3 separate regions of the Homo sapiens genome follow, and all the other regions are linked to region 1. Evidence: chromatin contacts called from ENCODE Hi-C data. All regions are on one chromosome and are shown on one strand. Each heading gives the region's core, a stretch centred on a gene start or an enhancer-like site at or near the end of the contact. The rest is flanking DNA. Distances are from core to core; before and after follow the strand shown. Region 1 holds the start of TXNL4B (thioredoxin like 4B). Region 2 holds the start of WDR59 (WD repeat domain 59). Region 3 holds the start of COG8 (component of oligomeric golgi complex 8).

Region 1 (3,194 bases), core at 345-2,844:
AGAGACTCCATTGAGATGGTCGGTATTTTGAATTCAGTTCCAAATATGAAAAGGGAGGATTTCTTTTCCTATTTTTTTTGTCACAAGTCACATTTTAAGATACGAATTAGGCCAGGCTCACCCCTGTAATCCCAGCACTTTGGGAGGCCAAGGAGGGTGGATCACCTATGGCCAGGAATTCGAGACCAGCCTGGCCAACATGGTGAAACCCCGTCTCTACTAAAAATACAAAAAATTAGCCGGGCGTGGTGGCAGATGCCACCTGTAATCCAAGCTACTCAGGAGGCTGAGGCAGGAGAATTGCTTGAACCCTGGAGGCGGAGGTTGCAGTGAGCTAGGATCGCTCCACTGCACTCCAGCCTGGGCAAGGCAACAAGAGCGAAGCTCCGTCTCCAAAAAAAAAAAAAGGAATTATTTAACTAAAATTCACATAGGAAATAAGATTGTTCCAGCTATAGGTCATACTTTAAACAGGGACATTGATGGCCCAAAGGGACGTCATCAGATGTGAGCAGCAGAACAAATTACCAATGAAAGGGAAGGTCAAAGAGAAGACGGATCTGTCCCACTAGAATTCAAACAAACAGCAGTTCCTCCGTGTTACTGATCGAAAGGAGAAAGTAAGGGGAGAACAAAGTTGTTAGTGGTGAGGCTAGGGGTGCAACTGGACAAACGTTGGAAGCAGGAGAGGAAAACTGAGACCACATCTAAGAAAATGTCCATAGTAAATGATACCCACAGAGAATTCCCAAAAGAAGACGTACAAATGGACAGTAAATAAACTAAAAAGTTAAGCTTTACCAGTAAGCAAAGAAAAGCAAATTAAAACATATGTTTACAAAGTCACTGAATTGGCAAAAATTAAACAAGATAGTGGTAGGGGCAGGCACAGGGAGTTCCTGCTGGAATGCAGACACAAAACCTTTCTGGAAAGAAAACTGACATACTCTTTGACCAATAACTCCACTGCTTTCCTCTCTCCCTCTCTTTTTCTGAGGCGGGGTTTCGCTATGTTGCCCAGGCTGGTCTCAACTCCCCAGGCTCAAGCAATCCTCCCGCCTCAGCCTCCCGAGTAGCTGGAACCTCAGGCGCGCGCCACAACTGCAGAAACACCAAAAAAAGAAAAAAAGCTTGAACTCACTTTTGTACAGAATCTTACTACAATGTATTCCAGAAAAACAACTGGAAATCAGTGGTCATCTCTGCGTGTGAACGCATGGGTGATTTTTATTTACAGCCGGGCGCGCATCTCCATTTTCCAAAATATCCGATATACATATTTAAAGTCACCTGTGTTGCGCTGCTCCTGGCCCACAAGCGCTAAGGGACCCCAGCACTTACCTTACTCGTCCACGCCGCCTCACTCCCTTTCACTTTGTGGCTGTCAGCAACCACTTCTCGGAAGAGCCCGGGCGCGGACAGCTCCTTTCATCAGCCCCAAGCCGGACAGGACCCTAAGACCAAGTCACCCAGGGGCTGTTGCCTAGCAACCCTCGTGGCCCCGCTAGCGGGAAGGAAACCGAACAGAAAACGCACAAGCGCAGAAAAGAAACTCCTGGCCGTCGGTCGGCCCCCGCTCAACAGCCCAATAAACGGAAGAGCTTCTAGTCACCGCCCACCTTGCTCGGCTCTGACCGGAAGCTAGGCGTCACCTCCGCCCGTATTAAAGATGGTCGACCTTTTTCCCCTCCTTTTCCTGCCCCCAGACTAGAGGCGGGATGTAGTCTCTTAGGCTAAGAGTGATTGGTCACAAGGAGACTCGGAAGTGTCTGATCAGAGCCCCAGAGGAGGCCTTGAGAGCCTGTTGGCGTACCGTTCCACACTTGGATCCAGGAATCGGGCGTGTTCCAGGCTGCTCTCTATGGTAGCTTTGGGCGGATAGAGGGGGCGCGCAAAGTATTAAGGGACAATAATGGCCGCTTTCAAGGTGTGGATTTTGGCTCCTTGAGCCTGTCTGAGCGAGGGGTGGCAGCGCCGGCGCCCCAGAATCCGGGACAGAAGGGTCCCAAGAGTCGCGCTTGGTGAGGTGAGAGTCCCTTCTTCCTTCCTGGCCTGCCCTTCTGTAATCATGGCGGCTCTAGGCGGCGGATATTGGTCCCCTGCTCAGGTCCGGGCCCCAGTTTGGGGAGTTCCTCTGTCGTCCCTGTCACCCACCTTGCCTTACTCACCTCAGGGATGCTGCATCCGTCCTGGCCGCCTTGGCCTTCCTCCTTGCTCTGGTCAAATCCTGCTGCCTGGAGCGGCCTCGCTGAGATCCAGGGATGCTGCCTGGAGTGGCCTTGGTCCCTCTCCCAGGCCTCCGCTTTAACCCACCCCAGACTGTCACCGAGCCCGAGTAGGACTCCTTGTGTCTTCCTCTGCTCTCTCACAGTGTCATTTATACCAGGCAATCTGGTGGGCGATCTCTTCTACTAGAATGTCAGCTCCAGGTGGGCGGGGATTTTTGTCTTGTTCTCTGTTGCTATCGCCGAGAACAGCAATTGGCTCAGGGACACCCTCAGTGAATAATTGTTGAATGAATGAATCCAGGTTCTTTCTTCCCTGGCTTTCTCGTACGCCTTGTAGTTTCTTTGCCATTAATCCTTCTCAAGAATCTTGCTCTTTAGCTCCTTATTTGTTCGTCTCAGCAGCTAATGAAGTTCTCTCTGGCTGTCTCCTTGTCCTGTGTTGCTGGAATCTTCCCTTGCTGTCTCCAGAAATGTTTGGGTTCCTGTCCTCCTTTAATAAGTTTAAATTAATTCATTTTTTAATTTATCAAACGCTTATTTTGCTAGACATTGAGCTACAGCAGTCAACAACACATCCAGTGTTCTCTCAACTGCGTAGAATGGCAGTCCAGGGTACCTTTCCTAGTTTAGACAACTATTGAGTAGAGCCTGTATATCTTTACCTTCTTGTGTGGATTTCCTCACATGCGCACAGATGTCACCAATATGCAGCTTTCTTTTTTTCTGTTCTGCCTGATGGCATTTTCAAAATGTAACTCTTGTTTCTGCATTAATATTATGTGTCCAGTCTGTTTGGCAATACTCTGTAGAGCTGTGCATTTAATTAGAGTTTGGTAAACAATTCTGGATTCTGGTGGCATCTCCTTTGCTTTGCTAACTTGTTGGAATGAGAGGAATTATCCAAGCATCCAGAACTGATATATGTTGATGAGTGGCAGATGTGTAGTGAGAGGTAAAGAGGAGCTT
Region 2 (3,194 bases), core at 498-2,997, 2.9 Mb after region 1:
GGCACAAGAATCGTTTGAACCTGGGAGGCAGAGGTTGCAGTGAACCAAGATCATGCCACTACACTACAGTCTGGGTCATAGAGTGAGACTCTGTCTCAAAAAAAAAGGTAAATAAATTTAAAATTGAAGAGAATCACCAAGACACTGTCCTAGGTGCTGGGGAAGAGGGGATGTATATGACCGGTTCAGAGCTACCCACTATGAGTAAAGTAGTCCAATGAGCTAAACAAGGGCTCTGGGGTAGGATCCAGCATCCAAATCCCAATGCTGTGTGTGCCACACATCCTCAACATACAACCACATAAAATCTTCACTCGAGGCTGTGCTCAGTGAATCACACCTGTAATCCCAACACTTTGGGACGCTGAGGCAGGGGGTTCGCTTGAGCCCAGGAGTTCCATACCAGCCTGGACAACATAGGGAGACCCCGTCTCTACAAAAAAAAATGAAAAATTTAGTCGGGCGTGTTGGCATGCGCCTGTAGTCTCAGCTACTGGGGAGGCTGAGGTGGGAGGATAGCTTGAGCCCAGGAGGTCGAAGCTGAACTGAGCGGTGATTCACGCCTCTGCACTCAAGCCTGGGTGACAGAGCCAGACCCTGTCTCAAATGAAGTAAAATAGGCCAGGCACGGTGGCCCACGCCTGTAATCCCAGCACTTTGGGAGGCTGAGGTGGGTGGATCACCTGAGGTCAGGAGTTCAAGACCAGCCTGACCAACAAGGTGAAACCCCGTCTCTACTAAAAATACAAAAATTAGCCGGGCGTGGTGGTGCGCACCTGTAATCCCAGCTACTTGGGAGGCTGAGGCAGGAGAATTGCTTGAATCCCGGAGGCGGAGGTTGCAGTGAGCCAAGATGGCACCACTGCACTCCAGCCTGGGCAACAGAGTGACTCTCCATCTCAAAAAAAATAAATTAAATTAAATTAAATAGAAAATTAAAAAATAAAATCTTTAAGCCAATCTTGTAAGTACGACCATCTCCCTTCTACAGGTGAGAAAACTGACGTGTACGGAGTGATGACAGGGTAGGGGCTGCGGGATTCGAACTCGGGCAACACGTGCAGTGTCACTCCTATCCACTACACGGTATTTTCCAGTATGATGGCATTAAGAACCACTTAACCGCGTAGACGCTGCAACAGGCACTTTGCAAACAGTGTTTCATCGAATTCACCCCAACAGGGTTACGTCCACGCAGCTGAGACTTAGAAAAGTCCCGCGACTTGCCTTAAGTCGCCACACGCGGCTAGGGCCTCGGGAAGCCGTCACGCCCTCGCTCCGTACCCTGATTGTGGGAAGCCTCCCCTCAGCACTCACGATGCGCAGTCTCTGCCTCAGTGTCACAAGGCGGACCCCACTCCCCTACCCGCGTAGGGAGCCCCGAAACTCCGTCCATGCTCGCCCCGATTGCCCCCGATGGTCGTCTTCCCTCCCCCGACGGGGCCTAAGAGGTCGGCTAAGCCCCGCCCACCTCCTCAGTACGGGGCCTAGGGTCTCCCCGTAGCCCCCCGGGACGGAAGCAGCCGCGTGGGGGAGGGGAAGCGGGGAGGACGCATGCCCAGAGGGCTCCACTCGGCCTCTAGCTCACCTGGGAGTCACGGAACTCTACAACCACGTTTTCGCTGCTCCATCGCGCCGCCATCTCCCCCGCCCGGCCGCCGCGGCCCCAGGACGGCGCCCTCCCACCCCGCCGTCCCCAGTATCCCGGGACCGTGCGCCCCACACAGCCAGAGAATCAGCCCCGACACGCCCCGTGCCCTGGTTGCTCCTGAGCTCAAGCCATTGGTTGACCCAAGCATAGGCTCCGCCCCTTCTTCCTGGGTCCTCCAATTGCTACACCGCGCCTGCAACAAACAGGCACGCCCTCGCTCACTTCCGTCACTTGGTTTGAGTCACCCACGCTCCTCGCGATTGCGGGCACACCCCCTGCCGCGAGCTCTGCCGGGAGTTGTAGTCCAAGCTCGAGCAAGCGTGGGTGACCTGGGAAGGGCTCGCAGGTTTGGGTTTGGGTGAGGTGAGGTGCCTGTTGTCCTGACTAGCTCCTCGCTGGAGTCCCCAGCATTCGTCCAGACCCAGTCTCAAATCAAAATCAACGTTCGGGGCGGGTGCGGTGACTCACGCCTGTAATCCTAGCGCTTTGGGAGGCCGAAGTCAGGAGTTCGAGACCAGCCTAAACAACATAGTGAAACCCCGTCTCTACTAAAAATACAAAAATTAGCCGGGTGGCGGGCGCCTGTAATCCCAGCTACTTGGGAGGCTGGGGCAGGAGAATCGCTTGAACCCGGGAGGCGGAGATTGCAGTGAGCCGAGATCACGCCATTATACTCCAGCCTGGGTGACAAGAGCGAGACTCCGTCTCGGAAAAAAAAAGAAAAAAGAAAAATCAAAGCTCGTGCAAACCGAAGATACCTCTTCTCCTGATGCCTATCCCATCGAGATATTTAAAAGTCTGAATGTGCAATTTATTGTTTCATACAATACAGCAGCGCCTCCCGTAACAATGAAGGTAGACTTAAATGTGAGAATCCAGCTGTTTTCTTGATCTGTAGTCCAATGCTCTACCTGTGAGCTATACCCCCTCCTGCAATCCAGCTGCTTTCTTTCCTTTTCTTTTTTTTTTTTTTTTTTTTTTTTTGAGACAGAGTCTTGCTCAGTCGCCCAGGCTGGAGTGCAGTGGCGCGATCTCGGCTCACTGCAAGATCCGCCTCCTGGCTTCACGCCATTCTCTTGACTCAGCCTCCGGAGTAGCTGGGACTACAGGCGCCCGCCACTACGCCCGGCTAATTTTTTTGTATTTTTAGTAGAGACGGGGTTTCACCGTTTTAGCCAGGATGGTCTCGATCTTCTGACCTCGTGATCTGCCCGTCTCGGCCTCCCAAAGTGCTGGGATTACAGGCGTGAGCCACCGCGCCCGGCCGCTGTTTTCTGATAAACCAAACATTAAAACAGATTTGCCAGAATTTTTTGTTGTTTTTTTTTTTTTTTGAAAATATTGTTCTTTTTCATTTTAAAATGTATTCATGTGAAGGGCCTTAATGTTTAAATGAAATAATGAATATATTTTTTAAATTCTGTATACTACATATAAAAGTTTTTGGGGGCCGGACGCAGTGGCTCATGCCTGTAATCCCAGCACTTTGGGAGGCTGACGTGGACGGATGGCTTGAGCCCAGAAGGAGGCTGCAGTAAGCTAG
Region 3 (3,194 bases), core at 535-3,034, 2.8 Mb before region 1:
GGAGTGCAGTGGCACGCATCATCTTGGCTCACTGCAACCTCCGCTTCTCAGGTTCAAGTAATTCTCCTGCCTCAGCCTCCCGAGTAGCTGGGACTACAAGCGCGTGCCACCACGCCCAGCTAATTGTATTTTTAGTAGACATGGGGGTTTCAGCATGTTAGCCAGGATGGCCTCGATCTCTTGACCTCGTGATCCGCCTGCCTTGGCCTCTCAAAGTGCTGGGATTACAGGTGTGAGCCACCGCACCCAGCCTTTTTTTCTTTTTTTAAGAGAGTTTCACTTTGTCACCCAGTCTGGAATGCAGTGGCACAATCACAGCCCACCGCAGCCTCGACCTCCCAAACTGGAGTGCGGTGGCACAATCATGGCTCACTGCAGCCTCAATCTCCCGGGCCCAACTGACCCCCCCACCTCAACCTCCTGTGTACCTGGGACTACAGGCGCACGCCACCACGACCAGCTAATTTTTTATTTTATAGAGACAGGGTTTTGCCATGTTGGCCAGGCTGCTCTCGAACTCCTGGGTTCAAGCCTCAGGCTCCCAAAGTGCTGGGATTACAGGCTGAGCCACCACATCCAGCCATCCAAATGGAGAGACTTTTTGATATCTGATGCCCTCAAATGCGAGGATTTCCTTGTCACCTTCCCGTCAATGGAAGTTTTGAAGCAGATGACCTCCGGTCCACGCTTTCGTATAAAATAAGTATATAAATGTGCACATATATTCAGCTCACACCTATAATGTTAACTGTGTCAGACCCGATAATAAGAGCTTTGCATGAATCCTTTTTCTTTGTGCCCACAACTGCCCTTCGAGGGAGGGACGTGCTTCTGGGTAACCAGTTCTGAATTCGAAACCTCCTAGCTGTGTCCTTGGACGTCACTAATCTCTGTCTTGACTTGCTCATATGTAAAATGGAAATAACAGGGCTGGGCGCAGTGGATTATGCCTGTAATCCCAGCGCTTTGGGAGGCCGAGGCGGACAGATCACGACATCAAAAGATCGAGACCATCCCAGCCAACATGCTGAAACCCCGTCTCTACTAAAAATCCAAAAAAATTAGCTGGGCGTGGTGGCGCGCGCCTATGGTCCCTGCTACTCAGGAGGCTGAGGCAGGAGAATCGCTTGAACCCAGGAGGCAGAGGTAGGTTGCAGCGAGCCGAGATCTCGCCACTGCACTCCAGCCTGGCGACAGGGCGAGACTCCGTCTCAAAAAAGATAAAAAAGGAATAACAGTACCTATCTCGAAGGCTGTTGTGAGGTTTAAATGGATTAATAAAGCGCTCAGCAGAGAACCTGGAACGTGGTAAACGCTTTATGTGTTAGTTATTTCTACCATCGTAAATGTCAGCTTTTACAGTTATAAAACCCCTTTAGCGCCAGGCGCGTCGCACCTGCAGCTCTGCTGGAAGCTGGGCAAACGGTCGAGCAGGCGGCCGAGCGACGCCTCCACGTCGCCAAACAGGCGGTGGATGCGCTCGGTGCACTCGGCGCCGCGGATGAAGGTCTTGTAGTTAGCGAAGGCCAAGTCGCGCGTCTGCTGCAGCAGCTGCGCCCGCTCCTCCGCCAGGCGCTCGGGCTCGCGCCGCAGCCGCTCCAGCCCCGAGCCGCTCAACTCCCGGAGGTAGCGGCCCACATCGGGCCGCTCGCGCCACTGGGCCTCGGGGAAGCGGTCCCGGAACAGCGACGCCAGGAGCCCTTCATCCTCCACCTCGCCGAGAGCCGCTGCTGTGGCCGTGGCTACCGATGGGATAGTCGCCGCGGTCGCCATCTTCCCAGCAACAACGTCACTTCCCTTCCGGACCACAAGGGGCGCTGACTCCGAACTTAGGACAGGAAGAAACAGGCACATTTCCGGTCTCTATGCTTTCTCATCCGGCCGGCTTGCTTTCCCCTGCGGTCGTCCAGACTATTGGGCGCTAGCGAGACGAACTATTGGTACGGGGCTAGAGAGGAAGGCTTTGGGATTGCCGGGGAGCAGCGAGCGACCGACTTCCGTTTCCAGTTACCAAGGCACGAGGATCCGGTGTTCCAACCCAGGGGGAAAAATGCGGCCTTTGACTGAAGAGGAGACCCGTGTCATGTTTGAGAAGATAGCGAAATAGTAGGAGCGCGCGGGGCGGACGCGGGAGTGTGTGGGTGTGGTGGCCAAGGGTGGAGTGGGGGCGCGGTGCCGGAGACCGGTTCGTTCGGGCGCGGTCTCCAGTCCTCTTTTTGCCCTCAGCATTGGGGAGAATCTTCAACTGCTGGTGGACCGGCCCGATGGCACCTACTGTTTCCGTCTGCACAACGACCGGGTGTACTATGTGAGGTGAGGCGGGGCCGGGCAGGCAGCATGGACCCAGGGGAGAGGGGTCCTGGGTCCCACGAGCCTCCTTCATCCGCAACCTTGCTCCCCCTTTACCCTTTTAGTGAGAAGATTATGAAGCTGGCCGCCAATATTTCCGGGGACAAGCTGGTGTCGCTGGGGACCTGCTTTGGAAAATTCACTAAAACCCACAAGTTTCGGTTGCACGTCACAGCTCTGGATTACCTTGCACCTTATGCCAAGGTTTGTGGGGCGGTTTCCAATTCTGCCACGGGCGATGAAGTCAAGGATTAGGCAGATTGTCCGGCAGCTTCTCTCCCACAGAGTCCCTGACAGTGTGCTTGGAGGAGTTTCAGCACATGGAGATGTGTAGAGGTCTTGCAGCTTGAGCATGGTCAGGGCTATGGGATAGGAATGCTATGTGGCTGCGTAGGGTTAGTTTTCTCCAGCGAAGTAGAAGAGCCTAGGGAGACCCAGCTAGAGATCAGAAAGCAAATAAGTGGCAGCAATGAAGACACCGGGGTCCAGAAAAAGAGCTGTTAACCTGGCCATGGAGGATGATCCTTGTAGAGTTGAGAAAATAACTTTTTCTATTTTTTTCTTTTTCTTTCTTGCTCTGTTTTTTCTTTTCATTTCTCTTTCTCTTTCTTCCTGACACAGTTTCACTCTGTCGCCCAGGCTAGAGTGCAGTGGTGCGATCTCACTGCAGCCTCCACTTTCCAGTTTCCAGTGATTCTTGTGCCTCAGTAGCTGGGATTACAGGCATGTGCCACCACACCTGGCTGATTTTTTTGTGTGTTTTTAGTAGAGACAGTGTTTCACTGTGTTGGCCAGGCTGGTCTCGAACTCCTGGCCTCAAGTGATCCACCTGCCTTGGCCTCCCA

Evidence for each region. A loop is a pair of places that touch in the nucleus more often than their neighbours do. Pooled maps may share reads with other maps.
Region 2: a map of CD8-positive, alpha-beta T cell shows a loop between it and region 1 (5-fold over the local background). The contact joins the promoter of WDR59 here to the promoter of TXNL4B in region 1. A Hi-C loop is called at or near these places in 3 of 168 maps with a recorded cell type or tissue (CD4-positive, alpha-beta memory T cell, CD8-positive, alpha-beta T cell and naive thymus-derived CD4-positive, alpha-beta T cell) and 10 of 50 pooled maps.
Region 3: a loop to region 1 is called in a pooled map, with 10 times the contacts of the local background. The contact joins the promoter of COG8 here to the promoter of TXNL4B in region 1. A Hi-C loop is called at or near these places in 1 of 168 maps with a recorded cell type or tissue (CD8-positive, alpha-beta T cell), 1 of 37 single-sample maps with no recorded cell type and 4 of 50 pooled maps.

Annotation. Positions count from the first base shown.
Region 1 is chr16:72,092,026-72,095,219 of GRCh38, forward strand. It overlaps TXNL4B (thioredoxin like 4B), which reads right to left and starts at 1,595. Exons shown (of 4, transcript NM_017853.3): 1 at 1,342-1,595. DHX38 (DEAH-box helicase 38) reads left to right here and starts at 1,822. Exons shown (of 27, transcript NM_014003.4): 1 at 1,822-2,026. RefSeq lists enhancers at 1,368-1,697, 1,708-1,757, 1,818-2,117.
Region 2 is chr16:74,983,376-74,986,569 of GRCh38, forward strand. WDR59 (WD repeat domain 59) reads right to left here and starts at 1,748. Exons shown (of 26, transcript NM_030581.4): 1 at 1,589-1,748. The coding sequence starts at 1,642. RefSeq lists silencers at 1,494-1,803, 2,839-3,039 and an enhancer at 2,134-2,193.
Region 3 is chr16:69,337,780-69,340,973 of GRCh38, forward strand. COG8 (component of oligomeric golgi complex 8) reads right to left here and starts at 1,785. Exons shown (of 6, transcript NM_032382.5): 1 at 1,397-1,785. The coding sequence starts at 1,773. It overlaps NIP7 (nucleolar pre-rRNA processing protein NIP7), which reads left to right and starts at 1,993. Exons shown (of 5, transcript NM_016101.5): 1 at 1,993-2,106; 2 at 2,227-2,313; 3 at 2,415-2,553. The coding sequence starts at 2,051. RefSeq lists silencers at 1,462-1,511, 1,522-1,571 and enhancers at 1,992-2,111, 2,292-2,371.